Linked DNA regions of Mus musculus: regions 1 and 3 are each linked to region 2. Evidence: chromatin loops called from intact Hi-C (ENCODE). Cell type or tissue: heart. All regions are shown on one strand. Each heading gives the region's core, and the rest is flanking DNA. Links, peaks and the distances in the headings are about the cores only. Region 1 holds the start of Elovl1 (elongation of very long chain fatty acids (FEN1/Elo2, SUR4/Elo3, yeast)-like 1). Region 2 holds the start of Cfap57 (cilia and flagella associated protein 57). Region 3 overlaps Ermap (erythroblast membrane-associated protein).

What was found. A loop is a pair of places that touch in the nucleus more often than their neighbours do. Peaks named below come from ENCODE experiments on the same cell type or tissue, not always from the same donor. Only the 100,000 strongest peaks of a DNase experiment are listed, where the experiment ranks them.
Region 1: a loop joins it to region 2, with 4 times the contacts of the local background. A loop is called at or near these places in 3 of 42 quality-filtered maps.
Region 3: it touches region 2 in a loop (2.2-fold over the local background); 19 of 42 quality-filtered maps call a loop at or near these places.

The regions. Positions count from the first base shown.
Region 1 is chr4:118,423,555-118,433,426 of GRCm38, reverse strand. It overlaps Elovl1 (elongation of very long chain fatty acids (FEN1/Elo2, SUR4/Elo3, yeast)-like 1), which reads right to left and starts at 5,334. Exons shown (of 8, transcript NM_019422.3): 1 at 5,212-5,334; 2 at 2,872-2,931; 3 at 2,522-2,712; 4 at 2,284-2,364; 5 at 2,105-2,161; 6 at 1,913-2,018; 7 at 1,694-1,830; 8 at 474-1,529. The coding sequence starts at 2,917. The coding sequence ends at 1,308. It overlaps Cdc20 (cell division cycle 20), which reads left to right. Exons shown (of 10, transcript NM_023223.2): 10 at 286-526. The coding sequence ends at 464. In heart, for the core only: a CTCF peak has its summit at 5,248; DNase peaks (open chromatin) are centred at 3,776, 4,526 and 5,386; H3K4me3 peaks cover 3,073 bases; H3K27ac peaks cover 2,768 bases.
Region 2 is chr4:118,615,537-118,625,653 of GRCm38, reverse strand. It overlaps Cfap57 (cilia and flagella associated protein 57), which reads left to right and starts at 4,869. Exons shown (of 23, transcript NM_026789.5): 1 at 4,869-4,978; 2 at 5,244-5,405. The coding sequence starts at 5,249. It overlaps Ebna1bp2 (EBNA1 binding protein 2), which reads right to left and starts at 4,855. Exons shown (of 9, transcript NM_026932.4): 1 at 4,657-4,855; 2 at 4,489-4,572; 3 at 4,121-4,293; 4 at 3,461-3,584; 5 at 2,267-2,356; 6 at 1,968-2,043; 7 at 1,426-1,519; 8 at 1-131. The coding sequence starts at 4,722. In heart, for the core only: no CTCF peak of the experiment used is centred there; a DNase peak (open chromatin) is centred at 4,843; H3K4me3 peaks cover 2,009 bases; H3K27ac peaks cover 1,312 bases.
Region 3 is chr4:119,175,135-119,185,251 of GRCm38, reverse strand. Ermap (erythroblast membrane-associated protein) reads left to right here. Exons shown (of 13, transcript NM_013848.3): 6 at 1,225-1,341; 7 at 1,914-1,946; 8 at 2,377-2,409; 9 at 3,866-3,886; 10 at 5,031-5,051; 11 at 5,153-5,179; 12 at 5,269-5,295; 13 at 6,526-9,795. The coding sequence ends at 7,241. Among named protein-coding and RNA genes, the nearest start is that of Zfp691, 6.0 kb to the right of the region's middle. In heart, for the core only: a CTCF peak has its summit at 4,747 (motif pointing left); DNase peaks (open chromatin) are centred at 3,671, 6,711 and 7,331; H3K27ac peaks cover 374 bases.

The DNA.
Region 1 (9,872 bases), core at 1-8,000, 190 kb after region 2:
ATATGAAATATTGAGAATAAACAGACTGATATGACTTGCCTGGGGATTTGGCAAGGGTGGTGGGAGGGTATGATTGCACGAGAATGGGTAAATGCAGAGTTAACAGGCTTAGATTTAGAATGTCGTGGTACTGGTTATAACAATGTACAACCTAACCTTGTAAATACAGTAACACCACTGAATTATAAAAGGGTGAGTGTATGGCATTCAAATTGCATTTCAAGGTGACTGTCAAAGTTAGAGGGAGGCCTGTGTGTATACTCAAATGCACTGCTCTCGCCCTAGGACACACAGCACGGGTCCTGGGTCTTACAATGAGTCCAGATGGGGCCACAGTGGCATCAGCAGCAGCTGATGAGACTCTACGGTTGTGGCGCTGCTTTGAGATGGACCCTGCCCTTCGGCGTGAGCGGGAAAAAGCCAGTGTAGCTAAAAGTAGCCTCATCCACCAAGGCATCCGTTGAACAAACGCATTTCCTTTCTTGTTTTTATTTTATTTTTTCTAATAAAGTTCGTATCTTCCTTATGTCCCAGCATCCTTCCTACATGCTTCCCCTACTCTGACTAGAGCTAGACTTGGCAACCCCCCTTTTTATATTATTTTTGTAGTTTAGGGGACCAAACCCAGAGCCCTGCCTACTGAGCATCATTTTTCTTTTGAGACAGGGTTCAGGCTCTTTTGAGCTTCCTGCTTTGTACCCTCCCCAGGAGCTGGAATTACCGCATGCACTACCACCCATCCCTTTTGTTTGTAAACAAGCCAGAGCTAAAGCTGTGTCCCGCACCTCATTTACACACACACACAATCTCAGTGGTTTCCCGTCACTTTAATTAAGACACAAGTGAGCGCACAGCCTGACTTCCAGGCCTGCTGCCTGCCCATTCTGACCTTTGGCCCGAAGCTCATGCTTCCATGTGGAGTGAGAAGGGAGCCTGAGTCCACAGTGACAGATTATTGCTGACCTCTTCAGTGTGAGGAGAAAGGCCACAAGACCCGGGTGCGTGCCGGCCAGCCCTGAGTGTTCCTCTCCCAAGTTTAAGGCAGGGAGGGGGAAGTAAGTGTCCAGCCCTTTCAGCCTCCAGTTCTGGTGGCAGACAGCAGTGAGGCCACATCCCTGGAGCTGGCTGGGAGAAGGGATGGGAACAGTGGCCCCTGTGGACCAGCTGTGGGGAGGGGAGAGCCAGTCCGCCTGCTCAGTCCTGACCACAGAGCCCTGGTCACGGGTGTAGGTAGAGAGGACACTTGTGGATGCTGCCCAAGGTGCAGTCCTGAGGCACTTAGGTGGGCAATGTCTAGGCCATGCTTCTCAGTTGGCCTTGACCTTGGTGGTAGCTGGAGCTCCATTTTGCTGAACTGCACGGGGCAGCCGCTTCCCCTTGGTGTAAGAGTGATACCAGAAATTGGAGAACAGTATGAAGAAGATGGTGCCATACATCCAGATGAGGTGGATGATGATGGGGTACTGGTAGTTGCAGCTGGGCATGAAGTAGTATTGGCTGATGTGCAGTGAGACCAGGACAAACTGGATCTGGGATAGAAAAAGACAAGGGTCAGAAATAGGTTGGGGCGCAGAGGGGGGGAATAGAAATAGCTTAGGGTGGGGAGGGCAAGGATCAGAGGTGAAACTGGGTAGAAAGAAGGAGCTAAGTTAGAAACACTGGGGGTTGGCTTTGGGCCCAACAGGCTCCTCACCAGCTGAATGGCAGTCATATGTTTCTTCCACCAAAGGTAGGGCTGGGCCACAGGGCCAAGGGCAGACAATCCATAGTAGAGGTACATGACGACATGTACAGAGGAGTTTATCATGGCATGGAAGGAGCCCATTCCTCCTACGATGGCAAACAAGATGGTCAGGAGATGAGCCTCTCTTCCCCGTGGCCACCCTCTTCTCCAGCGGCCTTCACTGCTCACCTGGAGCAATTTTTATCCCCCACCACCAACTCCAGGGAAGCACCGAGTGGTGGAAGACATGGAGGAAGGTCACTTGCCCGTCCTTCTTCCGGAGGATAAATATCACCTGGGGGAAGAATGGGGAGGTTGCATGCCTGTCCCCCCCCCCGTCCATCCTTCCCACTCCCAAGTTGTAGTAGCTGTAACACTCACTGTGTCCATCAGCTCAATGACCTTGGAAAGCATGAAGAGCCAGGCCACTCGAACCATCTGTGAGAAGTCAGATCAATCTTAATAGTTACACAGTATCCAAAGAGCCTCTGCTACCTGGCCAACTCTGCTCTCCCTTATCTAGGTTGCTTATAATTATGGTTACCTAAGGCTCTACTTACCCGAAGTGCTTCAGGGCTATTGGAAAAGTCTATGGGGTCACAGCGCCAGGTGTAGGTACTCAGCCAACCAGACATCAGAAACTAAGAAAAGAGTGGATTAAACCATCCGTTCTCTCCCAGCAACCCCTCCCCTTCACTAACTGAACCTCGGCAACAGATAGTGCCATGCTCTGGCCCATGCCCTGTACCCTAACTCTTAACCTTCAACAGAAACTACAGCCTAGGCATTCCAGCCTACCTCATAGACAATGTAGAGGGAGAGTATCACCAGTGAGAAATTGTAGACAATCATGAAGCCTCGAAGTTGGAAGGGCTTCCGATTAGCCATGATTCGAGGCCCAAGCGATAGGATGAAGTACACATAGGTCAGAAGGATGGATGTTATTAGCAAGGGGGACCCCATCAGAGGGTAGCTTTGGATCCGGGGATCTGTGAATAGGATGTCAAAGGAGTGAGGGTCACAGGGTTTAAGAGCCTTCCTTGGTCTAGACATGAGTCAGGTCACAAGGAGTTCCTAAGGACATAACCCTAGATCCTGGGATACCAGGGAAGAAGGGAAGGAAGGCAGTGCCATAGACAGCAGCTTACCCGCATGCTTCATCAGCTCGTGGTACAAGTTCACAACAGCCTCCATCCTGGCTAAGGACTCTAAGGAGGGATGGAGAGGAGGTATTAGGCAGGGACCACTGCATGGCCCCCCATCACACATGTGGTCCACAGGACAAGATACAGAATCAGACAGCTGCTGCCTCACTGACAAAAGGATAGGTCTCTGAACTAAAGTATTTTCCTAGCATACACAAGGCCCCAGGTCGAATCCTGGCCATGGTGAGGCCATGGTGAGCAGGCGTGTACTGGGAGAAGAGACAGTCTGGAACATCGGCTGCCGAAGCATCCGGCCTGCCTGGATGGAGCTGTCCCACCTTTCCCCTCCACTCTCTTCGAGTGTTTCCCTTCCCTGCCTTCCTCCTTCCCTCTGAGACCTGCCTTCCAGGTCTCCTGGAGCCTTTCTCCTCACAACACAGTTCATCTTCCCAGTGAACTTCCTCAACCTTTTTGGCAAGCAGTCTCATCTCTCAGCTTTGAGAGACACTCTTCTCTCCAGAGAATCTCCCCTTCAGCCACTCCTCTCATACCCCCTTCTCCCAGGTAAAGTCCCTCTGGCCCTTTTCCAAGACTCTCCTCTCGCCTCTGTCCCCTGCAGGGACTCCCACCTGCTTCTGTCCTTTCTAGTACCTGAACAAACCTAGGGTTCCACTTCTGTGGTGAACACCAGTGCCCCCGGGCTTCCCCTTTGCCTCCCAGGCTCTCACCTCCAGCCTCCTGCCTTCTTCCAGTGCTTCACCTCCAGCCTCTCTCCTCCCTTCTTCTCAGGGGCAAGTTCTGCCTCTCTCTCTCTTCCACTCCAGGAGCCTGGCTCTTTGAGACTCCTGCCCTGGCGGCTCCACCTGTCTGACTAGATCTTGTAGCAGCCCCGCCCTCCTCCCGCCCCCGCTACGTTGGGCATGGGGTGGAGGGTGGGTCCAGGCCACAGGTCAATGCCTAGAGGAGCAGGACCCACCAGAATTGAGAAAGCCAAGTGAGCCCCAGCCTCACCACCTCTGACCAGCCAGATAAGTTTGTAGGTTCTCCAGAAACTTCTGGCCAGGACGTCTGGCCAAAGCCAGAACTGCTAAAAAATCCACACCCAGCATTCTCTCCCAAACCAGCCATGAATTCTTAGTTTGTCCTACTTTAGAATGGGCATCACCCTTCCCTACCAGGGAGGGGTGAGGACACCAGTGGTATGTGAGGAGGTGGGAGAGTGGGGGAGGTCTCAGGAATCTTTCCCTCTTCTGGGAGGGAGCCTCATGGGCTAGGTCCCCTCCTCCTCAAAGTTGGAAGGAATGCCAAGGGAAAGTTTATAGGGATACAAAAATTTAGCCTAGACCCAGGAGAGCCTAGGACTTTGTCCCAGAGGACTCCGGCAATTGCCCAACAAGCGGAGTGCTCCAGCTGCTCTCCATCAATCTCCAGCCTTGGGGCTTGAGTTCTACCATCCACATCCACGCTCTCACACAGTAATATGTACCTTCATCACACCGCTCTCAACCACCCCCAGAGACATGCATACCGCGCCAGGAGCTAGCCAGCATACATCCACACACAGTCCAGGCATATCTTGTTGACCACATCACCCAAACAGGCCTCCCTACTGGACTCGGACATGCCAGGCTCCTAAACTTCACACCTGTCAGGGATTGCATTAACCGCGGGACATACAGCTGACCAGGCATGGGTACATCTTCACCCACACCTCCCTTCTGCACACACAGCTCTCTGGTGAGTGACACTCATTTCTTCCTACAGTTAGACTTTGGTTGGTGGCTTATGTTGGAGTGGGGCCTAGCACTTAGGCATGTGCTCTGACACACGTGAGCTTGCCAGTTCCTTATCTCCTCCCTCAACCACCTCCTCCAATTCACTCGCCCTTCACCACCACTTAACACCGGGAGATACACAGTGACCCAGAGGGCAAGAGGGAGTCCAGACTTCTGAGGATCTCTCCCTAAGTTTGAGGGAAACCCGGGTGCGCACCACCCCCCTCCCGCAGTGAAACAGAGCCAGTTCCCTTAAGATGGATGGAAAAGAAAAAGGGCACCGGCATGGGGCAGGAAGGGAAAAGAGAGGAGTGGGCAAAGGGTGGAAGGCCAGGAGGTGCTGAAAAAGAACTAGGTGTGAGCAAATGGGGGTCAGGGGCCAAGGTGCCGGGGAGGGATCCTGTGGGCAGGCCCAGCCCCAGTGCCTGGGACCTCCCACCCACTCGCCCCAGGAACAGCCTCGCCCACAGCCTGGGCAGGGCAGGGCAAGGCAGGCAGGGCAGGGCTAGCCTGGCCAGCCAGGCAGGGGGCGCTGGCACGTGGGGAGCCATGGAAGGTACACACTCACCAGTGGAAACCAGGCGGGCAGCAGTGAAGGGTTCAAAGGGATCAGGGCCGGAGAGAAGTCCCCAGGGCCGCCTGCCGGCCACTTCCTCATCTGCTGGGCCGACTTTCTGTCACCAGAGGGGGAGGGGGCGGGCCGGGCGGGGGGCGCCTGCTGATTGGGCGGCTGGCCGAGGCAGGAGGGGCCGTCCAGCGCCTGCCTGGCCGCCAGGGCGGGAGCAGGGGCGGGTCGCCAGATCCCGGGGCAGGAAGCACACCCAGCCCCAGCTCTCCACCCCTTCCTTCGCATCTCTCAGCCTGTCCCGCCGATGACTATGGCTTGGCCCGCACCCAGCTTCTTCTTGAGGTTCAGCCTGCATGGCCCCATTCGTGGTCCTCTGTCCAGTCCAGCATGAGGACCCACTCATCTCCTGTCTGCTTTGTGACAGTCGCGGCTTATGATTACGGGAAATTTCCAGGGTTCAACCGTTCCCTCAAGGCTTTTCCTGGAAGAGGAGGGCCAGCTGTGCCTACTAAGGGCTGATTGGGGTGGCGGGAGGCTTTAGCGGGAGGCAGCAGTCGGCCACCACCATGCTTCTCAGAGCCTATAAACTTGGATGAGTCCTAGCTTTAGGAGGCACAGAGAGGATTTCCTGGAACGGAGATGGGAGAATACAAGTGGCCCCAGGCAAGAACTGTGAATCACTGTCTAAACTGGCCTTCAAGGTAGTGAAAGGGGGTGGGGGTGGGGGTAGCAAGTGAAATTGGCTGTGGTTCAATGTAGTAGATCTTGGAGGCCAAATGAGGCTGCCTGACTTATTCTAGAAGCAGAAGAAAACAAGAATTTTGAGGCAGCTCATCTCATCTGTCAGACATTTACTGGCCATCTACAGTGAGCGAAACCACATTAAGCTCTGCTCCCCACACTAACATAACTTATAACCCAGGTACAAGGTACTAGAGAGACCAGGTGAGAGGAAAACAGCTGGTCTGAAGAGGTAACAGATGGGGTTGGGAAAGCCAGACAACGTTGCAGGGGTAGGGGTGGGGGAGGAGTTAGATGTCAATTCAGTACCACCACCCACCCACCCCAGCACCAGATAGTCCAACTATTGCATGGCATGAAATCTGTCTTTCCTATAAAGACTCAATTACAGCTTGGACAACTGGATGATGTAAGTAGGCAGAGAGTTGAGGAATTTAGAAGAGGCAGTGGCTAGGAAGGATAATAGGTTCATAATTGGTGGATTTGGTTACCTAGGCATTGATAAGAGATGAAGGCCAGAGTATAGTTTTCAGCATTCTTTAGATTACCTGTTTACCTGTTAGCACCTACTCTTGACCAAAAAAAAAAAAAAAAAAAAAAAAAAAACAACCAGCAGAGAATTTACTTCCAAACCCAGCTTCTGTATCATTGTATACTAGACCCCCATGTCCCTGAAATGTCATTCTCAAGCCATAGCCTGAACTCCAGCCATCAAATGTCAGCAGCTTTCTCTCCAGTGAACATCTGTGGTGGATCCAAAAGCTCCCAGTGGAGCGTTCGGGATGGTGTTTTGCATGTGTGATTAAGACTTGTTAGATGAATGTGCACAAATTTACATACAAACATATCCATCTATGGGGCTGCCTCTGACTCTCAAGCCTTCATCATCGTGAGATGCAGTCAGATCTCCACTCTGTAAACCACTCCTGCTTCTGACTAATGTATTTTCTGCACCTTTCCCAACTCCACGATCCTTTCAGCAGGAAAAGTTCATATTTTAGTCATATCTCTTAACTCCAATTGGACCTATTATCTGTCATGCAGTTAACCGTACATGTTTTCTGACTTGCTGTTAAAAATACATAGGACAATGGAAGGAAAGGAGAAACTAAGACCCGGAGAGAACAGTACATCTTTATATTTCTCTTGAGAGTAGTGTTTATTGAGTTAACCAATACTTACCAAGGTCCTGATGGCTTTCATGTGTATTCAAACAGCTCTAAGGCCACACCTGACTCTGAAGTTCTGAGCTTAAATGTCCCAGTTAATGTGTGTGTGATCGTGCATATATTTTAGGAGGTATGGAACCTTCTAAAAATGAGAACAAATGGTCCCTAGCTTATAGGCTTACTGTGAAGGTTAAGGCAATAGCCCGTGTAAAGTGCTTAGCAGTCTCTGTCTCAATATTAACAGTCAGGGTAAGAATCAGGCCATTACACAGAGGACATGTTTGTATATGATTTAATGAGTAGTCCTTTAACAAACCTTTCCTAAACAACGAGCAAATCCATAAACAGCTCTGAAAGTCCTACCGAGAGATTTGGGCCTACATCTCCCTTGTGAAAGCACACTGGCAAGATGACGACACCGTCCTAAAGTCAAACAAACAGGAAGCTTCAAGTGTGTGCATATTCATCTGGGCCACACTGAGAGATGACTGTGGCAAGGCTTCAATAAATGTTGGCTGACTATATGAGTGAACAAACTCAAAGACTCTATTCTTAACTTGGTCCTGACAGAAAGCATCTTCCAATACCCGATATAGCCCAAGTCTGCCAAATGGCATCTCCACAGCTATGGAGTCTTCAAAGCACCCAGCCCAGGAGAGCAGACATACACATAAATGAACACACAGTCACATGTAGGTGAAGTTCCCTATGAAAGCTCTGGGGAATGGGGAACCTAATCAGCTCTGGGGAGTGTGTGTGTGTGTGTGTGTGTGTGTGTGTGTGTGTGTGTGTGTGTGTGTGTGTGTGTGTGTGGTTGTTCTTAAAGGCTTCTCTGAAATGATACCTGACACTCAGAAACACTTTCTAGCAGTTAGGGAGAGGCTTTTGAGACACACAGAGGCAATGTAATGGCCTAGAAGCAAAAGATGTGGTAGGTGATGGAAACTCTTAAGTAGAGTTCTCTCCAACTCAGAGCCACCCCAGCCTCCCCCAACCCTCCCCACTGTATGCTCGTGTGTGTGTGTGTGTGTGTGTGTGTGTGTGTGTGTGTGTGTGTGTGTGTGTGTGTGTGTATATGTGTGTGCGCGTTTTGAGACAAGATCTCACTATGCAGCCCAAGCTGCTTTCAAATTCCAGATCCTCCTGCCTCTGTCCCCTCAGTGCTAGGATTACAGGCATGTGTGACCATCCCCAGCCTCTGTTTATAACTGCTGGCCCTGAATGCACACAGGAATCATGGGGGGGGGGGGAAGCTTTTAGACTCAGTGCCTGGCTCTCACTTCTAAATTGATACTAATGGTTGGTTGCTTTTAACAGGAAAGGGTGGGATCTTGTTTATAGGCTGTATGGAAAGACAATGGGACCCATCAGAAACACACACACACACACACACACACACACACACACACACACACACACACACACACATACACACACACACACAGACTGGCTTTGGCTAAGGAAAACACGTCACAGGCTGAAATGTGTAGAAATGCAGTCTGTCGATAGGTTGGGATGACACTTACAGAGTTTGATAAAGATTATTTCTCTTCAGCAGCAGGCGAGGCACTCCCTGAGCCTGAGTCGCAGCAAGATAAGAGGTTTTAGGAACTGATAAAAGTCTGGTAAACTGATGGCAGGCATCAGGCATGCTTCCTGGGCACAGAAGATGGCTCCACCTCTTGGGAACTGAGCAGGGTGGTGGTATTCATCAGAAATTTGGGTTTAGGGTTTTTGTTTTATTTTGTTTCTTTTATAAAGGAGGCGGGAATGTGTGTGTGTGAGTGTATGTGGAAGTTAGCAGCACCTATCTTTCCTATTGGTGCTAGGAATCAACCCCAAGTACTTTACCAACTGAGACATCTTCCTAGTGCTGCCCCCCCCTCCACCCACTTTGAAGGTAGGATCTCACTTTATAGCTCAGGCTAGCCTTGGATTCTCTATTTTCCTGCCTCAGCATCCTGAGTGCTAAAACTACAGGTATATACAAGCACTCCTGTATCCCAGTGATGCTTAGGTTAGGAGGGTGGACATAAATGGGACCGTGTGGGATCTCCAGGGAAGCTACATGGAAGGCCTTGGAGGTGAGAGGGCAAGAAAACCAGACCAGAGCAGACTGACAAACTAAGGAACTGAACCCACAGGCTGGATAAGAATGAAATCCCAGCAGAGCGGGGAAGATGGCCCAGGCCAACAGTGGAAAGAACAGTAAGCACCAAGGCCTGATGCAAGTTCTGTAACGTGGGTGGAGGCTGAGGAACATCAACGCAGTCTGGGACATGCCAAGGCTGAGGCGAGAAGGCATACATCTCAGACACTCTGAATCCACAAACTGAGTACTGCAAATTCAGAAGAAAGGACGAGGCCCGAGGGTCTCTCTGTAGAGGTGGCACCACACAAAGCAGGCCGTGGCAGGCTGTCCCCGATGTCACTCCTCTCAAGGCATTCCTCCCCAACTATTCCTATGCCTTCTCTGACCACCCCCCCCCCCCAGATCCAAGCTCCTGAGAGCATTGAATTCAGCAAGCCCAGAGTTCTTCCCTGCGATGGATCACAGTGAAGCAAAAGGCAGAGGCACACAGGAAGGGAACAGCTTTGGAGGCCCTAAGGCATCTAAAAGCTACAGACAGCCCTTCCTTTTCTTTTGTGGGTTTGTATGTATGTGTATGTGTATGCACATGTGTGGGTGCATGGACCTGTGGGTGCGCACGTAGAGGCAAGAGGGCAATGTTTGGGGTCTTCCCCTATGGC
Region 2 (10,117 bases), core at 866-8,865:
CCTTGCCGTGAGCCACCTTGGCTCGGAAGCTGGAGACATCGTCGTAGCTCTCTTTCGTGTTCCATTTGGAGCCTTTCTTCTTTCCACCAAAACCAAACTTCTGATTTTTGTATCTTCGTTTGGCATTAGGCCTGAAAAAGGTGGCCCCACAGACAGTACACTGTAAACCCCATGAGCCTTATAGCTGGGTGACAGCCACAGGTTCATCTCTGCAGTCCTTAAGGCTCTCCTTGGCTTATATTTTTACTCTACAAACCACCCAGGCAAACTCATCTGTTCACGACATATGAGAAGGAAAACAAACAAAGAAAAGGAAGAAAGGATCTATAAACACCACCAGCTCCCTGCTTCCACTGGCATCCATTGTAATGCAATCAGCTAGTTTAGCCCTAAGTGTCTCTATTCCTCTCATGGACAAAACCACAGTTAGCATTCAAATGTAACAAGTTTCAGAAACTTCTCAAATTCTGTCTAGCCAAACCATGTCACCTCCCCTCTTAGACTGGCTCCAGTTCCTTAGAAATGCCAACTTGTAATTGGTGCCTCCTGCCATTGGCCCAGCACAGGCCTCGCATGCCCTGCGCGTTGCATCGTAATCACCCTCACCTGGTTTTCCAGCGCATGGCACTTGTGATGCATCACCCTTGCTCACCGGGGCTGCTGTGCAAGTGGAGACAGACTAGACCTCCACTTCCCTACCTACCTTTTCTTTACACATACAACTCTGTTACCTTCTCAAAACCGGAACATGACCTGCCCATAACTGAGTCAAACCACTGTTGTCTCCCTAATGCCAACAGGATGAAGGTTCTCTAAGTCCTGGCCTCACACCTCTGTGTCTCTGCTCATCCAAGGTCTTCCTTCTCTAAAGGCTTCTCTCCCACTTCCCTGCCCAGATGTCCATGTCCTTCACGCTAGGCTCAGGTGGGATGGCTCACCACAATGCCATCCCCAGACTGTGCCAGGGCTTTAAGTGTGCCTCCCTTAGGTCTGTGTCCACCTATGCAGAGAGAGTTCTGAAAAGAGGAGCGGTGAGCTGCCAGCTCCATCTGTCTCCACGGCACTGAGGCACAGAGCACTGCCTCACAGTGAATGAAGCAGTCACAAGGGAGGTGCTCAAAGCCTCCATCCGAGTGGTGGCTGGAACTACCTCTGACTTCTCTGGCTGACTCCCCACCATCACTCTGGGGGTCATGGAGTAGAACAGTCATTTGACACTCACCTCAAATGATCCAAGTACCAATTTCCACCTTCAAACACTGCTATAGCCAGGGACCCAACCCCACAGTATCAAAGTCTCTGACCCTTGAGCAGCAGTAGCCGATACTAGAGGCCTGCTCTGGGAAGTTCCCTCGCCGGACTGACTGTTGGCCATCACAAGACTGGCGCATCAGAAGACAAATCCAAACCGAGACCCTTACTTACCCTTTACTCATCTGCTGGCCTTTACCTCCTGCCTTTGCACTGCGTTCCACAGGCTTCTGGTCACCCTCCAGGAAATCCAGCTTATCAGAGAAGCCTGTGCAGGGAAGAGCATTCACATCAGCACCACTGTATGTCTAGGAGCATACAGGACATGGCTGCTATTCCCTAACTGCATCTTAAGAAGCACATCTTGTGCCGGGCAGTGATGGTGCACGCCTTTAATCCCAGCACTTGGGAGGCAGAGGCAGGCGGATTTCTGAGTTCGAGGCCAGCCTGGTCTACAGAGTGAGTTCCAGAACAGCCAGGACTACACAGAGAAACCCTGTCTCAGAAAAACAAAACAAACAAACAAACAAACAAACACAAAACAAAACAAAAAAAAAAACGACAAAAAAAAAGAAGCATGTCTTGTTCCCGCACTATTTTCCAAGCATAAGCCCAGTAGATTCAAACCAAGGTAACTGGAAGCACTAGAGAGCTCCCTCGGTTCTAAGGTACTGAGACCCAGGCTCCCTACACTCTTAGCAGACAGCCACACTGACCTTTCTGGTATTTCTTGATGGCATTCATCATGTGTGCTTTCTCCCGCTGCCTCTTCTGCAGGACCTCAGTTTGCACCTGTGAGACAGACACAAAGTCAGCCCTGCATCCCAAACCATCACTCTAGAGACTGCAGCTCAGCCACTGCTACCACACTATGCTGGATACACCCAGGTGTGCCACGGTGGCGAGTGAACCTGTGCTCAGGGACACCAGCAGACACTTTACCAGGAACCCCAGCACAGTCTGCCCTGGCGCACCCGGCCCTGCCCGGCCCACGCAGGTGCTCTTTCTTTCTCACCTTCTTTCCATATTTCCTAAGCGCTCGAAGTTGCTTGGCCTTTTCAGATTTCTCCATGGCGGCCTGTTTAGTCTGCAGCTTCTGTCGAATCTAAAACGCAGAGAGTTGTTAGGCACTATTTGGAGCACACTAGAATGGAGCGCCAGTGTCTGACTAGCTCTGAACGCTGTGGAACTCATTTACTGTCCTAGATTTCCAAATTAAAACAATACGGTCCCAAAGCTGAGCCTGGCACCAAAAGTGTCCATGGGCTGAAGGAGCTTAAACACGACCCTGACTCTCTAAGGCACAAAGCTGCCTACTTATCATACAGGACCTGCTGTTTCTCCACAGATTAAGGCAAAACTGCAGCATTCTAATGGCCCACATCTGTAATAGTTCCTGCACACTCGTACCTCACCTCTTCCATCACACACACACACACACTCACACACACATTGTACTGAAAGTGCTAAGTAGTTATGTGTGTGACTGTCAGATGTAGATGGATCTGTGCTTGTCTCAGGATTGGCCTCTTGAGGTACCACCTGTAATTCTCTAGGCCAAAGACTGAGACCAAAGGAACAATTTTAAATACATCCTGGATGTGACGTCAAGGTTTTTTTCCTCCCAAAGTTAAGTGAAGATCAAATCCCCCAACTCTAAGTCACACCACATCTGAGTTATCCGTCAAGTCTTCCATTTCTAAAAAGCTAAAGGGCCAGAGAGGAAAACCCCATCTAGAAGCAACAGTAATCTCCTTGGCATTGCTGGGCCAGAACTCTAAGACTGTTGTGTCTGTCCACTCCACTCACTCTGACAGGGAAGAAATACGCAAACCCCCAACTCTAAGTCACACCACATCTGAGTTATCCGTCAAGTCTTCCATTTCTAAAAAGCTAAAGGGCCAGAGAGGAAAACCCCATCTAGAAGCAACAGTAATCTCCTTGGCATTGCTGGGCCAGAACTCTAAGACTGTTGTGTCTGTCCACTCCACTCACTCTGACAGGGAAGAAATACGCAAGCTTCTTTTCGTAGGGCCCATACTTCTCCAGACCGTCTCTCTCTAATTTGCCTAGGCGACTGGCATGGCTCTGAAGCAGAGACTGTTGAAATACTGGCTACAAACACCACACATCTTTTTTTTTTTTTGAAGACTACAGGAATGACCCAGCTGAACAAATGAAACCTTGGCTTTCCAGAAGAAAAACCTACCTTTTGCATCTGCTGATCAGACTTGGCCATTTCTGCAAAATAATCGGTGGGCCTCTTCGTAGGGACTTGGAGCTGATGGAGTCGGGGTAATACCGCAAGCACTGCTGCCTGGGCCTGCCGGTAGCTGACATTACAGGACAGGGTGTAATGAGGGGAGGGGAAGGGCGCTCATGTCTTCTTACTGCCTCTCAGAAGTTACCTAACCTCAGAGCTATCACATCCCACCAGCACTGGCAAGATAAGACAGACACACCAACTAAAACTCCACTGATTGCACATATAACTGAAATCTCACTTTATGTTTATTTACGAGGGGAAAATACTTCCAAGAGCAAGTCAGTTTAAAACAACGAGCTTATTAAATACTGCGCAGACTATGAACTGTTTCCCAATCATTACAGAAAGAGCACTCATAACATTCCCTAGGCAAAGTGTGTTCTAATGATTGGAGGCACCCACACAAGCTTCAAATGAATTATTCTGAAACATCCCTCGAGCAGGGTTCTGGTTAAACGGCGACCAAGAACCTATTCTTTCCACCAGAGGAACCCGCTAGATCCACTCGCACGCTCGTGCTAACCCCGCCCAGTGCCTCTGAGGTTGCAGACACACTAAGACCCCCTTCCTGTAACTCCATCGCAGGACCCATAACAAACATACAAACTCATTTCCCTCTGGAAGTCGTCTTCTGGATTAACGCCTTTCTTCTGGTCCTGGTTCTGAGGTGTTGGCTGAGTCTCACTGACTTCTGGCACTGGACCCAGGGTCACATCGAGCCTTTCAACCCACTCCAGATCCCGTCTGAATTCAGCCAAGCACTGTTTCAGGCCACTCTAGGTTAAGTCAGACAAGGCGCTCATGAGAACCGCGAGTTTGACTCTCAGAAACCCAAAGTCCTATGCTCAAATATCCGCACAGGATGACGACCGCAGCGCAGGGTGCATCTTTCCCACCAGAATCGGTCTCCCAAGAGGCACAGCGCTTGTGCGCATCCTGTTCCAAGGACCCCGACCCTCGCACGAGCTCACCACGTCATTCACTGCCTTCTTCGGCTTCTCTAGCACGACATTGAGACCTGGCTTCAGGAGTCCGCGGGAAAACGCATCCTGCAACTACAGACCGGGGAGCCTCAGTACCAAAGAGCTAAATAAAGTCCCCGTCCCAGCCCCTGCCCCGCTAGCTCCGCTGCGGCCTACCTCTTGATCTGAGGCCAGGCACGCATCCGACTCCGAGTCCGACTCTGAAAGCGGAGGGGTGTCCATCTCGCGGCCTTCCGCCCCGCGAGGTTCGGCTGCCACTCCACGTGCCCACAAGCAGCACCACCGCCAACAAATTCTCCACAAGCCTCTGCCTTTTCAACAGGGACTTCCGCTTCCGGGTTCATAGCCGCACTTCCGGTTTTCTCGTTGCTATAGGAACTGCTCTAGCGTTTGGGCGTGCCCGGATTGCTTCGGATCTTTAGGAAGAGCACCTACTGATCCCTACGTAGTCTAGTAACCCAGAGCCGTGAAGCAAGAGGTAAATAGTTTCTTTGGGGTCCTCCTAAGGATCTGAGGGCGGTGGGAGTGCAGGAGAGGAAGGAAAGGCTCGGAAAGAGCCCCGGGGGTGGGGTGGAAAGGAAGAGGAGCCTAGGGGCGGGGCGATGGAGGGGCGAGGCGGGGTCAGGGAGGGGCGGGCCGGGGCCATGGGCGGGGCGGGGCGGGGCAGGAAAGGGAGATGCGCTGCTCGGCTTCACTCCCACCTACTTGCCTCTTTCTTCATCTTTTGCAATACTTTTTGACAGGTACCATGTCCACCGTGGTAGCTCAGGCGCTTCATGTTTTTGGTCTTCGGCCTCACGTGACCAACAATGTCTTCTTCTTCGATGAACAGATCATTATATTTCCTTCAGGAAATCACTGTGTGAAGTACAATATAGATCAGAAATGGCAAAAATTCATTGCAGGTAAAAAAGAAAAAAAGAAACCACCTTTTCCATTCTGACACATACATTAAAGGCATGTGCTACACAAAACCGCACAATCTCAACGATTGGGAAGATTTTTTTTTGATAACTGGGTTATCCACATATTTTTATAAATGTAAACAAAATAAATGGCCATTTACACTACTTAATCATAGATTAACGTGACACAAGTAGCCAAAATGACAGGTAAAATAACACACGTTTTAAAAGTACTTTTCCACAATGACTCCAGAGAAGAGTTACTTTAAACAGTGTTTTTCTTGTATTCTCCTGCAGTTGTGTTTGTCCTCACCAGAACCTTCTTTTGAGTCTAACGGTTTTGAGAGTACATGACCTTCATTGAACCCATGTCTGATGGAGACGCTGAAATTTTTATCTTAAGTGACAAATAACCTTTTAACATTTTTTTTTTTTTTGGTTTTTCGAGACAGAGTTTCTCTGTGTAGCCCTGACTGTCCTGGAACTCACTCTGTAGACCAGGCTGGCCTCGAACTCAGAAATCTGCCTGCCTCTGCCTCCCAAGTGCTGGGATTAAAGGTGTATGCCACCACTGCCCGGATTATTTACTTATTTTAAAGAGTTATGTATACAGTTTTCTGCCTGAATGTATACCTGCAGGCCAGAAGAGGGTACCAGATCTCATTACAGATGGTTGTGAGCCACCATGTGGTTGCTGGGAATTGAACTCAGGACCTCTGGAAGAACAGCCAGTGCTCTTAACCTCTGAGCCATCTCTCCAGCCCCTGGAATATCCCTAGTTTTATGTTAATAGTTTTACCAATTTTTCAGTTACTTTTGTAAGATTTTGTTCTAAGGGGTATCTCTCTTATTTAGTTATAGACATATTTTACATATCCTGTATTCTAATAATTTGTCAGGTATATATGTTAGAAATAATTAGCTAAGCAGTGATGCCTTTAATCCCAGCACTGGAGAGACAGGGACAGATAGATCTCTTAGTTCAAGGCCAACCTGTTCTGCAGAGTTCCAGGACAGCTAGGGCTACACAGAGAAACCCTGTCACAAAAAAACAAAAGCAAAACAAAAAGTAAGAAAGAAATATTTCTTTCTGAAGCCTGTGCTTTTTTTCTTCCTTGTGGTATCTGTGAATGAACAATAATTCTTAGTTTTTGCCGGGCATGGTGGTGCACGCCTTTAATCCCAGCACTCAGGAGGCAGAGGCAGAGGCAGGCGGATTTCTGAGTTCGGAGCCAGCCTTGTCTACAAAGTGAGTTCCAGGACAGCCAGAGCTATACAGAGAAACCCTGTCTCAGAAAAAAAAAAAAAAGGAAAATAATTCTTAGTTTTAAAGAAGTAAAAGTCATCAAACACCATGTAAATATTCTGCAAGAATAAACTGTATTAACTGGGGACATGGCTAAGCAGGTAAAGCACTTTCCAGGCATGTCTGAGGACCTAAATTTGAACATGCATAAAGCCAGGCATAATAGCAACACGTCTGTAATCCCATTGCTTCTGTGGAAAAATGGAAACTCCACAGAAGCCTGTGAGCCAGCCAGCCTGGCATGCATGCACAGTAGTGAACTGCAAAAAGATCCTGCCTTGGACAAGGTAGAAGACCCACACTCCAGGATGTCTGTCCTTTCACCTCTACGGGAATGCCATGTCAAACATACACTCACACGGGGAGGGGAGGGGGAGTTGACTTTAATTTATTAGCTTTTATGTCCAGCATATTTGTTGGACTATTGCTAATTCTAACAACTCTCTGTAGATTCTTTGGGGTATCCTACACAGACAGTCACATGGACCCATAATAATGGTTTCTTTGTCTTATGTCACTATACTGGGAAGCATCTCAAGAGTTGAATAGAAGCAGTGAAAATGCTCACAGTCATCATGTTTCTAATCATAGAGAATTCTATTAATATTTCTTTATAAAGAATGGTGTTTGCTATGAACAAATGTCAGTGCCCTGTATCAGGTTAAATAAATTATTTTCCCAGTTTTTTATTCATTTTCCCTCAGTGATCAGATAATGGATTTCCTAGTATATATTTTCTGTATTTAATATAGATCTTTATATATAACTTACTAACACTAAACCAACCACCGTTTAATTCAGACAATATTTATGCATATTTTCTCTCATATTCACTAGACTCTGCTACTGCTGCTTGTTACAGTTAATACAGTTCAGCTGGAATCTTTTTTCCTTTTACATTTAGTGGTGAGACATAGTACTCAATTCTTCAAGTCTTTGTATGAAAGTGCCTTGTTTCATCTTCATTTTTAAAAGATAGTTTGACTGGGTATAAAATTTTTTGAATACAGGTTTTATTCCACTGTCTTTTGGCCTCTGCTTTGTTATAGTAGTTACAGAATTAGCAACTGAGATCATATTTATGGGTGTACACAATCTTTCCCCTGGATATTTGTAATGTCTTCTCTGACTCTATGTGTGCTGTCCCCTTCTCGTGTGTGTGTGTGTGTGTGTGTGTGTGTGTGTGTGTGTGTGTGTAGCTCTTATCTGAATTTTCCACCTCCTAGTCTTTCTCTATCACCTTCTAGCTTCAGATAATTTTTTCACTGATTGTATTTTCAGCTATAGAGAGCCTACTGTTTAGTGTATCCAGAAATTAATTGATTTATTGACTGATTAATTGATGATTGATTTTTTTTCTGTGTATGGGTGTTTTGCTTGCATTTATGTATGTGTACTGCCTGTGCAATGCCTGTGGAGGTCAGAAAAGGGTGTAAGATCCTATGAACTGAAGTTATAAACGATTGCACTGCCATGTGGGTGCTAGGAATTGAATCCAGGCCCCCTAGAAAAGCAACAAATGCTCTTAACCACCGAATCATCTCCCCAGCCCTGTATCCAGAGGTTTGAATTTCCTTGATTCTGTGCATATGTTCATGCATCTAGTCCTGACCATTTTCCATTCCCAACTCAGGTTCAGGGAATCAAACCTGAGTCCTCTGGAAGAGCAGATCACTCTCAACCTAAGAGCCATCTCTTCAGCCTCTGAAGTCTCACTAATTATCTGTTATCATTGTGGACCCAAGAGAGATTGAAGACTTAAATGTAAATCAGTCAAATCATTAAAAACTAGAAACAAATACACACAATTAAAGTCCGGTGGCTCAGGAGGACCATTTTAGCAAAAAACAGTGGTGGTAACTTGTCCAGCCAAGGCTCCACCCCTGGTATCTCACCTCTCCCAGGCCCAGGACCCGGAAGCCTCAGTGTCATTCATGCCTTCCCCCCAGTTAACCACTGAATTCTGCTTGTTCCACCTCTTAGGGTTTCCCTGGTCACCCCTCATTTACATATCCACTATTCCTGCTGCCTTCACATATCACCTGCTTTATGCATCGCCTGCTGACCAGTTCAATCCAGAGAGATCCACACAGCTGCCAGGGAGAGTTTCCCGACCCTTCATAAAGGTTCCCAGGGGCTTCTGCTACCTCCCAGCTACAGTCAAAACCCTTTCACAAGGCTCTCTCTCACCAACCCAGAGCCTTGATCTCCTCTGACCCAGCTGCCCCTCCAGCCTCCCTGCAGGAGTCCAGTGTGTCTGGGAGTTGGGCTGCAGGACAACATATTCATCCCTCCTTGGCTTGCTAGAAAGCAGCAGCATGGAGCCCATCACAGCAGGGCTCCCACACAGCCTTCTAGTGTGTCCTCCCTGTCTCACTCAACCCGTGTCTCACTTCAGTGGGTGAGGGACCCATTGCATGGACGACATCTCCTATGCTCAGTGCCCAAGGCCTACGTGAAGAGTTTACTTTGTATTAATATCAGAAGAAAATGAAGACATTAGTAATGAGTATATGGTCATGAATCCAGCCTGGATTATATTCCCCTCTATGTTAGTGCGATCATCCAATATGTGACTGTATGTATGTCCAGAACATATATACTCATTCCTATTACATTTCTTTATTCAGTGTGTGTGTGTGTGTGTGTGTGTGTGTGTGTGTTCATGCTTGTACGCCTGCATGGCACGGCATGCATGTGAAGCTCATGGGAATTTGTTACTCCCTCTACCACATGAGTCCTGGGGAATCAAATTTAGATCATCAACCTTTGCAGCAAGCACTCTTGCCTACCGAGCCATCTCGCCAGCCCTATTTTTTTGTTTGTTTTTGTTTTTGTTTTTTGTTTTTTCGAGACAGGGTTTCTCTGTATAGCCCTGGCTGTCCTGGAACTCACTCTGTAGACCAGGCTGGCCTCGAACTCAGAGATCCACCTGCCTCTGCCTCCCGAGTGCTGGGATAAAAGGCATGCGCCACCACTGCCCAGCTCCAGCCCTATCTTTATTGTTCATTTTATTCTTATTTATAATTGCTTACATGTGTGTGCACATGCCTCCAATGCATGTGTTTGTTGGCGCCTGTGGAGGCCAGAGGCTTTGAATTCCCCAGAGCTGGAGTTAACAGGTGCTGGTGAGCCGTACGATGTGGGCACTGGGAACCAACTCGGGCCCTGTGGAAAAGTCACCATCCCTGTTTTTATCATTTTTAATGAAGAGAGAGATCCATGACAGCCGAGTGCCCGGGGTCACATGCTGTGCCTGCTGTGGTCCTCTTGTGGCTTCACTGTGGCTTGCATTTCGTGCTTGTTGCTGCAAGAGAGCAAGATGCTGGCTGCATGCCCAGCTGTCTTCTCTGAGCTCTAGGAGAAGGGGGTGGGGGGGCAGCATACGTGTGTCTCCGGGAACCAA
Region 3 (10,117 bases), core at 640-8,639, 560 kb before region 2:
AATGGTATAGAATCTCATAAATTATAGAGAACTACTGCTAATATTTTTGGGGTATGGCTCTCAAGACTTACATGTATGTACCTCTGAGGAGTGTGTGTAACAGCCCTGGATAACCTGAAAGTTTCTTTGTAAACCAGGCTGGTCTCAAACTCATAGAGATCTGCCCGCCTTTGCATCCCGAGTGCTGATATTAAAGTCATGTGCCACCACTGCCTAGCTATATGCCATTTTTCTTCTATATCTTTAAATATCTTTTCATAACTTGATTTTTTGGGGTGGCATAGAATTTTATTGTGTGTCTATAGATTAAAACAAATTAAACAAAGGCTGTGTTTGGAAATCCAGATGCCTTGCCATCCCCCCCCCCCCTCATGTTATAACTAATGACATAGTGGACATCTTCATACCTCTTTGGGAGCCGATTCAGAATCACATCCTAAGGAAATGGAACCGCTGGGTTAAAAAGTGTGACACTTTGAAAAACCCTCTAACTATGGAGCCATGTAATAAAATGAGTTGGTAGAGCAGCCTCCTGGACATCTGCCGGTCCCTTTCATTGTTCTTCCCTCTATGCCCTTCTCCTCTTCTGACATTGCCTCTCCCTAGCATAAGAATTTAAAGTAATATATTTAAGTCCTTCCCCTCCCCCCAAGTCCCAGGGAATTAGGACTCTTACCATCTCCATTTTATAGATAAGTTAAGCCAAGTTGGGAGAGGCTAGGTCTCTTGCCTAGAGCCACCCAAAGGCTGAACAAGAACATCCAGCCAGCTGGGACTCTCCACCACTTGTCACAGCTCCACCCCTTTCCTGCTCTACCTGCGGGGACACAGACCTCAGTCCCACACCAGTGGCCTGGAGCACACTGTTGCAGCTGAGCCTGTGGATGCATACCAGAAGAAGGCAGACAGGACTCATGAGGGACTGTTGATGATTATTAAGGAGCACACATTTAGGACTGTGAGGTCCCTGGGAGTCCTTGTCAGTGGAGTTAGAGAACAGGGTTAGTTTGTGGTTGAGAAGCCTTTGTAAAATATGAGCACCCCATTTCACTTTGCCACCTGGAGTTTGAATTCCCAAGAGAAGCAAAGAGCTTCATCAGTCTTGGCAGGACTCTTCCTAGAGGCAATGGGACAGCAGGATGCACCTGAGCCATCTGTCCTTCGAGGCAGGGAGCTGCTTGCAGATGTCTCCCTGAGGGTGGTCATTGGTGATCTTTGTTTCAGCCCCAGAACGAGGAAGTCTGTCCTCTCCAGCGGTGGCTCTTTCTGTGGTCTTGCCCGTCTTGGGGCTCCTCATCCTCCTTGGCATCTGGCTCATTTGTAAACAAAAAAAATCAAAAGGTAACTTGGCAGTAAGGGAGCTGTGGGCACTGGTGGGGAGGGCTGGGGGGTATGGAAGACTGTGACTGCTCTGGGGAAAGACCCACAGGAGTAGATGTGGACACAATATTTGCTGCAGGTGGGAGACCCTGCCAGTTGAAAACTGGGACAGCCACGTGCCAGGGAATCACATGGCAGAGGGAGGGGAGTAAGCTGTGGAGAGGCTCTGAGTAGAGCTGTGAATTCTCAGCCTTTGAGAAATTAGATCTGAACCAACCCTGGCAGCTTTCTAATTAACTAAGAAATTAGAGCTTTCTAATCAGGAAATCCAATTATATTCATTTGGATAAAACCCTCATTTAAAATGGTTGCATTTCTCAGGATCTTAATTGCAAAGGATTTGGAAAGTTACATAACCCAACACTTCCTCCTCCATCTGAGGGTGTGAAGACTGTGATCTTTTCAAATGGCCATACACCTATATTGGCGGAGGGGTCAGTCCTATTCAGACAGCTCAGACCATGTTTGGGCAGCAGCATGGAGGAAAAGGCGCTTCCTCAGCTGAGCTCACTCTCTCCTCTCTCCCCTTCCAGAGAAGCTGCTGTATGAGCAAGCGATGGAGGTAGGTGAGTGCCCTGGGCAGGGGTCAGGGGCATGCTTTTGTTTTGTTGATTTCTGTATCACCAGTGCCCACAGAACTAAACTTTGTCCCTGAAAGTTTCATCAACCTCTGTTTGTGTTGATGGAGGAACCCAGTCTTTTCTCCTAAAAGAGATGGCAAAGCAGTCAATGGGGACATCCTGCTCAGAATCATGCTTTGACGTGTGCTCTTCAGCTACTGTGTTGTGAAGAGATCAGAGGAGTAAGACAAGACATGGGAGACAAGTTGGGTTTCCATTTTTGTTGTTCCGAAGAAAAATGATAGACCAGATCAGGTGGGGTGGAGCTGAAGGTGGCAGAGTTGGGCAGTTCAAGGGCTGATAAAACCAACAGGGAGTAGGGACTCTCCACAGAAATGGCCACGAATCTTATTTGCTTTCTCTTTTCTTTCTCTAGAAAATCTTCTGGAAGACCACGCCAAAGAAAAAGGTATGTACAGAGTGCAAGACAGGGAACAAACGCAGCATTCTTTCTACTGATAATCAATACTAGCCGTCCCTCCACAGTGCAGAATGTAGTTTCCAGTGTCAAGGGGCAATGGAATTGGTGGCAGTGGCTGAGGAGATGCCAATACCCCAAATGCATGGGTCTGGACCATCAAACTCCCTTCACCAGTCCTTCTGCCAGTCATTGTAAAAGGAGGACTGCATATGACTGGAACATTATATGAACAAAGTTACATGGGATGCATAAGAATCTTGGGAATCTACATGACCTTGACATGGAGAGAGGTGATGTGGTGCCATGGAAGGACCTCAGGCTCTGGGGTCAGCAGTACTTGGCTCAGCTTACTACATCTCAGCTACTACATCTTGGCCTTGAGTACTTTGGTCTTGTCCAGAGCTCTGGACTCCTCATCTGTAAATATAGGGCAGTAAGTTCTCAGTGTTAAAAGAGAAACCTTTACAAAGATCTGTCACAGGATCTGGGGCACCGTTTCCTCAATGCCACGCCATTACCATTAATCGAATGAACGTGTGCTGGGGCCCACCCAGGACAAATGTCAACAGACACGTTTGTGAAGTCTTGCTGGAAGGCACATCACTGACTTGACAGCTCATAGTTGAGTGGTGTTAGGCTCTGTGCCTCACTCTCTATCTCTCCATCCTGGAGTTGGAGTGTACACTGCACACTGTAGTCACACCGATTGTTCTGCCCAAGGGGACTAGAGGACAGTATGATGGCAGGGGACACTGTCTTAGAAACCCAGACAGGCTTGAGTTGGAATCTTGCCTCCATGGTCAGTTACTAGCTAGATGACGTTGAGAAAATTCCACGTCCTTCTGAGCCTCAGCCCACTCTCTGCAAAACAGGAATAGTAATTCCATGCATGCCACTGTTAAGAGGTTCCACATCATACTCTGTAAGGGCAGGACATGGCGAATGGAAGCACTTAGTCGTGAAAGTAACAGCCATCAATCCTAAGCTCCTGAGGAGCTGTGGCATGTTTAGCTTCACTGTTCCAAGCCCAAGAACCTACCTTGAGTCTAGCCCTTAGCTTTTTTGGAGCCTCTCAGATGCATAGTTTCAATTCTTTGGCACGAGCTCACACACACCAACACAAACTCACACACGTGCGTGTATGCACATGTGCTTGCAAGCGCACATGCAAATATGGAAACAGACAGAGGAAGTGAGACCAGACAGATACGATTGGAAAGAGGAACGAAAGTCTGGGGCAGCTGGCCATCAGGAAAGTTGTAAAAGCTCCCTTGGACTCCCAAGTCTGACCTTGGGAACCAGGGGTTGGATCCGGCTGGAAGCAGCCCTGTTCCGTAACTTGTGGGGTGGTGGAGTGGTAGGCCTTCCATGGCCGCAGAGATGAAGGGAGAGGCTCTAGTTGCTCACTCCTCTCTCCGTCTCTCTCTGTTTTTTTTTTTTTTAGGAAGACTCCACAAAGCCCTCAGTAAGTTTTGCTGAGTTCTATTGCACCTCCTGCTTTCTGCGGCCATCTCTGCTGTGCGCTGAGTGACTCAACTTTCATTATTTGGGTAGGGGGAATAGAGTAATTGAACTACAAGGAGGTTTCCTGGCTCTTCACAGCCCCTTTGTGAATGCTCTCTGTATCTGTTTCCTGCATAACGCTTACATAGCCTCTAAGTGGGAACTGTTTTACCAAGATGTGTGTCTCTCGAAGCTGAGGCCATCTGGGAGTCCTTTGTATTCAGGCCTCGTATTACCTTAGGCAGCATCTAGAACAGTTGAGTCTCTACGTGAATCTGACACAGTCCTCTGGATTCTCAGTCACTTCGTCTTTGGGAACCAATTTTTGACATTTAATAACAATAATAACAACAACAATCCTGCCAGATATAATAGTGCACAACTTTAATCCCAGCACGCAGGAGGCAGAGGCAGGCAAGTAAATCTTTGTGAGTTCAAGGCCAGCCTGGTCTGTCTATCACGTTCCAGGCCAGCCAGAGTTACAGAGTGAGACCCTACCTCAAAAATAAAACAAACAAAACAAAAAACAAGAAAACAAACAAACCTGAAGATATGTAACAAATCTATATATTTTACACAGAGAAAATATACATGCTAACAAGAGAATGGGTGATAGTTTTAAATAAACTTATATTTTATTCTATAATGTCTTCACACCCTTATTTTGTCACCTACAGGTGAGACAGGCAATATTTATTGGGTCTGTAGATAAGATTTACCTTAGAGGTTAAGAGCACTGTCTGTTCTTCCAGAGGTCCTGAGTTCAATTCCCAGCAACCATATGGTGGCTCATTACCATCAATAATGAGATCTGGTGCCCTCTTCTGGCATGCAGGCAAACATACAGGCAGAACACTATATACATACAAAATATATACATACATTTTTTTAAAGGTTTGGATCACATAGAAATTTGGGGACCATCTGTCATATCTCTGGGGACCCCCAGGCCACAGCTGGGAGCTATCACCAGTGCAGACAACATTATGGGGAAGTCCTAGGACGTAGCTGCTTCTTATCTGCTCTAGGAATGTGGGTGTGAGGGACAAAGCCTTGCGAGTGGGTAATTGACCTTGTTCTGATGTCCAACTGTTTTTATTCTTCAGAGAAACTCCGGAGTGAACTGAGTAAGTGACCCGTGTTTTTATCATGTCCACACTGTTAGATCTCCTGCCCAGTAAGTGCAGAGGCAGACAGCTCACCCCCACCCCTGTTTCTTCTTCCCCAGAGTTGAAAAGAGCGGCGGCCAATGCAGGTGAGATGCTCTCTCCCGGGATTTGGCTCTGGTCTCTGGGTGGCCTCCATGTCTCCTCAGCTTTAACACCTCCCTTCTTTGCCTTTCAGGCTGGAGAAGAGCCCGGCTACATTTTGGTAAGTTAATAACCCGGTCTCATTTCAGAGTCCGTCCTTCACAAACTCTGCCACTTAGGTTTCATCCCGTTCCATCTGGATGCAGACTGTACATTTGTTGTTGTTGTTGTTGTTGTTGTTGTTGTTGTTACTGTCACTATGTAGCATAGTTGGATCAAATCTGTGATTTTCCTTGGCTTCTCTTAAAGGACTGTGACCCAGGATATATATATATATATGCCAAGTAAACCCTTTCCTCCCCAAGTTGCTTTGGTCATGGTGTTTTGTCACAGCAATAGCAATGCTAACTAACGTAGGAGGAAAGGGTATATTTGGCTTACAGCTTACAGTTAATCATCAGGCAAAGCCAGGGCAGGAATATGGAGGCAGGAACTGCAACAGAGACCATGAAGGAGTGAATTCTGCTTACCGGCTTGCTCCCTATGGCTTCTTCAGCCTGCTTTCTTATACAGTCAGGACCATCTGCCTAGGGATGACACCACCCACAATGGGCTGAGTACCATCACACCAACCATTAATCAAGAAAATAAACCCAATAGCAAGCTAAGCGGATACAGGCATTTTCTTAATTGAATTTCCCTCTTTCCTGGTTATACAAGCTTAGTGGTTTTTAGCCTTCCTCATGCTGCAACTCTTTAAATACAGTTCCTCATGTTGTGGTGACCCCAACCATAAAATTATCTTCATTGCTACTTCATAACTATAATTTTGCTATTGTTACTAATTGTACTGTAAATATATGCTACGCAGGATATCTGACATGTGACTCCTCAAGTAGTTGTGACCCACAAGTTGTTATCTGCTCTAGCTTGTAATCAGGTTGACAAAAAACCTAACCAATGCAGGGTCTAACATCCAAGTCTAGACTTTTTTGTTTTGGCCTTTTGAGACAGAGTTTAATGTAGTGCTGCTGGCTCGTTTCAGACGCTCTATGTAGCCAAGGGTGATCTTTGCTACTACTGATGCTCTGGTCTCTACTCCCAAGCACTGAAGTGAGTTGCCCTGCCTGTTTTATGTAGTGCTGAAAGTGGAGCCTAGGACTTCATGCACACCTTTCTACCTACAAGCTAGAAGTCCAGTACACACATGGAGGAGGTCGGGAGAAAGCCATAAATTAATACAGATTAATGATAGTTTGCAGATAGCCAGACTATTTTTTCCCCTCCAAATCTACTGGGAGATTCCTTAAAACATAAATCTCTCTTCTCTCCTCTCTCTAATTCTCTGCAGTGGCAGTGACCCTGGACCCTGACACGGCACATCCCAAACTCATCCTGTCTGAGGATCGGAGATGTGTGAGGCTCGGCGACAGGAAGCGGCCTGTTCCTGACAACCCAGAGAGGTTTGATTTTGTTGTCAGCGTCCTGGGCTCCGAGTATTTCACAACCGGCTGTCACTACTGGGAAGTGTACGTGGGCGAGAAGACCAAATGGATTCTTGGAGTGTGTAGTGAGTCTGTGAGCAGGAAAGGGAAGGTCACGGCCTCGCCTGCCAATGGCCACTGGCTTGTGCGACAGAGCCGTGGGAATGAGTATGAAGCTCTCACGTCCCCACAGACCTCCTTCCGCCTCAAAGAGTCCCCGAAGTGTGTGGGGATTTTCCTGGACTATGAAGCCGGCATCATCTCCTTCTACAACGTGACTGATAAGTCCCACATCTTCACTTTCACCCACAGTTTCTCGAGCCCACTTCGCCCTTTCTTTGAACCTTGTCTTCACGATGAGGGGAAAAACACGGCCCCTCTAATCATTTGTACTGAGCTTCAGAAATCAGAGGAATCGATTGTCCCCAAACAAGAAGGAAAAGACCGTGCTAATGGAGACGTGTCCCTGAAGATGAACCCATCCTTACTGTCCCCTCAGGGTTCTGAGCTATTTCTGCTTAATGATACCTGGCCCTCTAACCTTGGCCCTGCCCTTAAGGGCCTCAAAGTTCCTTCTTTGTAGGGCTGTGCCCTGTGCTCCACTCTCGTGAGCATCCGGCCTGGCACAGGCTCCTGGCCCAGCATCTGTTTCTCCAGTACCTCATCTCCTTGACCCCAGTCCAGAGCCTTCTGTGGTTTCTCTTCTGCTTTTCTCCCAGGGCTCGGTTCTGAACTCTGCCTTGTTCTTGAGACATCCCCATTGCCCTGGAAGATGACTTTTTGAAATCAACAAAATGCACTCGGGCCAGGTTTAGGAGGAGACCTTGGATGTAATGCAGGGGGACTCCGTTCAGGCCAGGGGAAAGGGCTCTCTCCCTGAGGGAACCTTGGCACCAGCTTCTCTTTGTCAGCCTGATCAGGGGTTATCAGGTGTGAACTTACAGCCCCCAGACCCAAATGTCTTCCACCAGAGACTGTTTTCTTTTCCCCCAGTCAGGCCTCTAACTCGCCACGCCAGCTTTTTACAAGTATGTATCTTGAGACTCACACATCCTTTCTTCTCTGTTCAGGGTTAGAGATGGAGGGGTAAATACTCCATGGGTTTCTGTTTTCTTCAGGCTGTTTACAGCAGAGTTTCGAGACACCCAGAGCTGTTTTCGACAGCTAATTTGAGATGGAGACATCCAGAATGCACATGGTTTCAAAAATTAAGTTACCTACATCATGACAGGAACCAGAATCCCAAGAAACCTGAACACAGGCTGGTAGGAACAGCTGTAACCAAAGCAATCCAGCTGTGCAGCCCTGAGCAGATGAGTTACTCTGCAGTCTGTGGCTATGGCCCTTCTGAAAACTTCCTGACATTCAGAGAGGCCCAGTGAGAAAAAGGTGGCAGTTTGAACTACTCACGTATACCCACAAGACTATTAGATTTGACAACAGCCTCCAGGTCAGAGATTATTGAATTCAAGAAAGTTGGTCTTGTTTTAAATAAGACACCTTACTGCCAGGTATGGTGGTACACATCTGTGATCCCAGGTGGATTATTGGAAGATATATCTGTGTAAATGATAGACCAGACTGGTCTCTGTAGTAAGTTCTAGGACAGCCAGGACTTTGTGGAGAAACCTTGTCTCAATGCCATGTCCTCAAAATGAGATAAGATATCATATTTGGAAGATTATAAGGTGAGACAACAAAATAATGAATTCAGGGCTGAAAAGATGGTTCAGCGATTAAGAGCTCATTCTGATCTTGCAGAGGACCTGGGTTTGCTTTTCTAGCACCCATATTGGGCAGTTCACAACCACCTGTAATTCCATATCTAGAGGATGAGACTTCAAGCCTTCAAAGGCACCTGCAACTCGCTGCACATGCTACACATCAACACACACACACAGACTTTTTTTATTAGATATTTTCTTTATTTACATTTCAAATGCTATCCCCTTTCCTAGTTTCCCTCTGAAAACCCCTTATCCTCTTCCCCCTCCCCCTGCTCCCCAACCCACCCACTCCCACTTCCCGGCCCAGGAATTCCCCTATACTGGGGCACAGAACCTTCACAGGACCAAAAAACCTCTCCTCCCATTGATGACCAACTAGGCCATCCTCTGCTACATATGCAGCTAGAGACACGAGTCCCTCCTTGTGTTTTCTTTGATTGGTGATTTAGTCCCAGGGAGCTCTGTGGCTACTGGTTAGTTCATATTGATGTTCCTCCTATGGGGCTGCAAACCCCTTCAGCTCCTTGGGTACTTTTTCTCTGGCTCCTTCATTGGGGACCCTGACACACAGGCTTTTTAAATTAAATACTTAAATAATGAATCCAAGTTTTGGATGTGGATTGGGGAAAGAAGGCAAGGCACTTTCAAGTCATACCCACATATGTGTTTCGGCCTGTTTGTGGAGTTATTAATTACAGATTTGCAGATGGGAAGGCAGCTGGACTCTACAGGAACTAGATCTGCTACAGGCTCTTTCCAATAGAGCCTATATTAGTGTTCCCTAGAGAAAGAGAACCAACTGTGTGTGTGTGTGTGTGTGTGTGTGTGTGTGCGCGCACACACATGCAGACACAGTAAGAGATAGAGACAGAAAATAAATACGAGACTGAAGTTGGCAGGTCAGAGTACTAGAAAGAGACAAGTTTTAGTTGCAGTGTAAGGTAGGGAAAGAGTTGATATCCGTCTAAAGCCCGACAGGCAGCGAGACTCTTCTAAGGTCTTCCACTGGTCAGATGACGACTCCCACTGGTTGGATGACTCCCACTGGTCAGATGACTCCCACTGGACTTAAGGAGGGTGACTGCTTTACTCAGGCTACTGATTAAATGCTAATCTCGTCCAAGCTCCTCTCACAGAGACACCAAATGTGATGTCTGACCAAGTGTCTGGGACCTTTGTGACGGGTCAAAGTGATATGTAAAATTTGCCATTACAGTACCCAAAAAGAATATTTTGTTTGTCTTTGTACAGTTATGAAATATACCCTTTAATACTTATTGCTTGGTATGTTGTCTTCATTATGAAAGAGGCTGTGGAGAAAACACATTACGGGGTTGGTTTCTGAATAGCTCAGCCACAATTCAAGCAAACTTTAGACATCATTCATAATAAACCCAGTTTTACTCCTGAGTCTGACTTTTGATGTTTTATTTTTATCAATTTATAAACTAATAGTGTGTAATAGATACTTACACGTCACACACATCCTCAGCTCCAAACATAATTGCTTGAGTAGCCAATCCTATTGGCTAACTAACTCATGCTAGTCTTACCTATTGAGAGAATTTACCAATAGAGAATAGAGCTATTTGTAGAAGCAGGAAATGTTTGTCTGTGTGTCTGCCTATTTGTCTGACTGTCTGTCTATCCACTCAGTCCTTATATCCTTACAATAGTTGTGCTAGGAATTTTATAGAGGAGAGAGGTGGGATTATAAAACTTGACCCTCTCT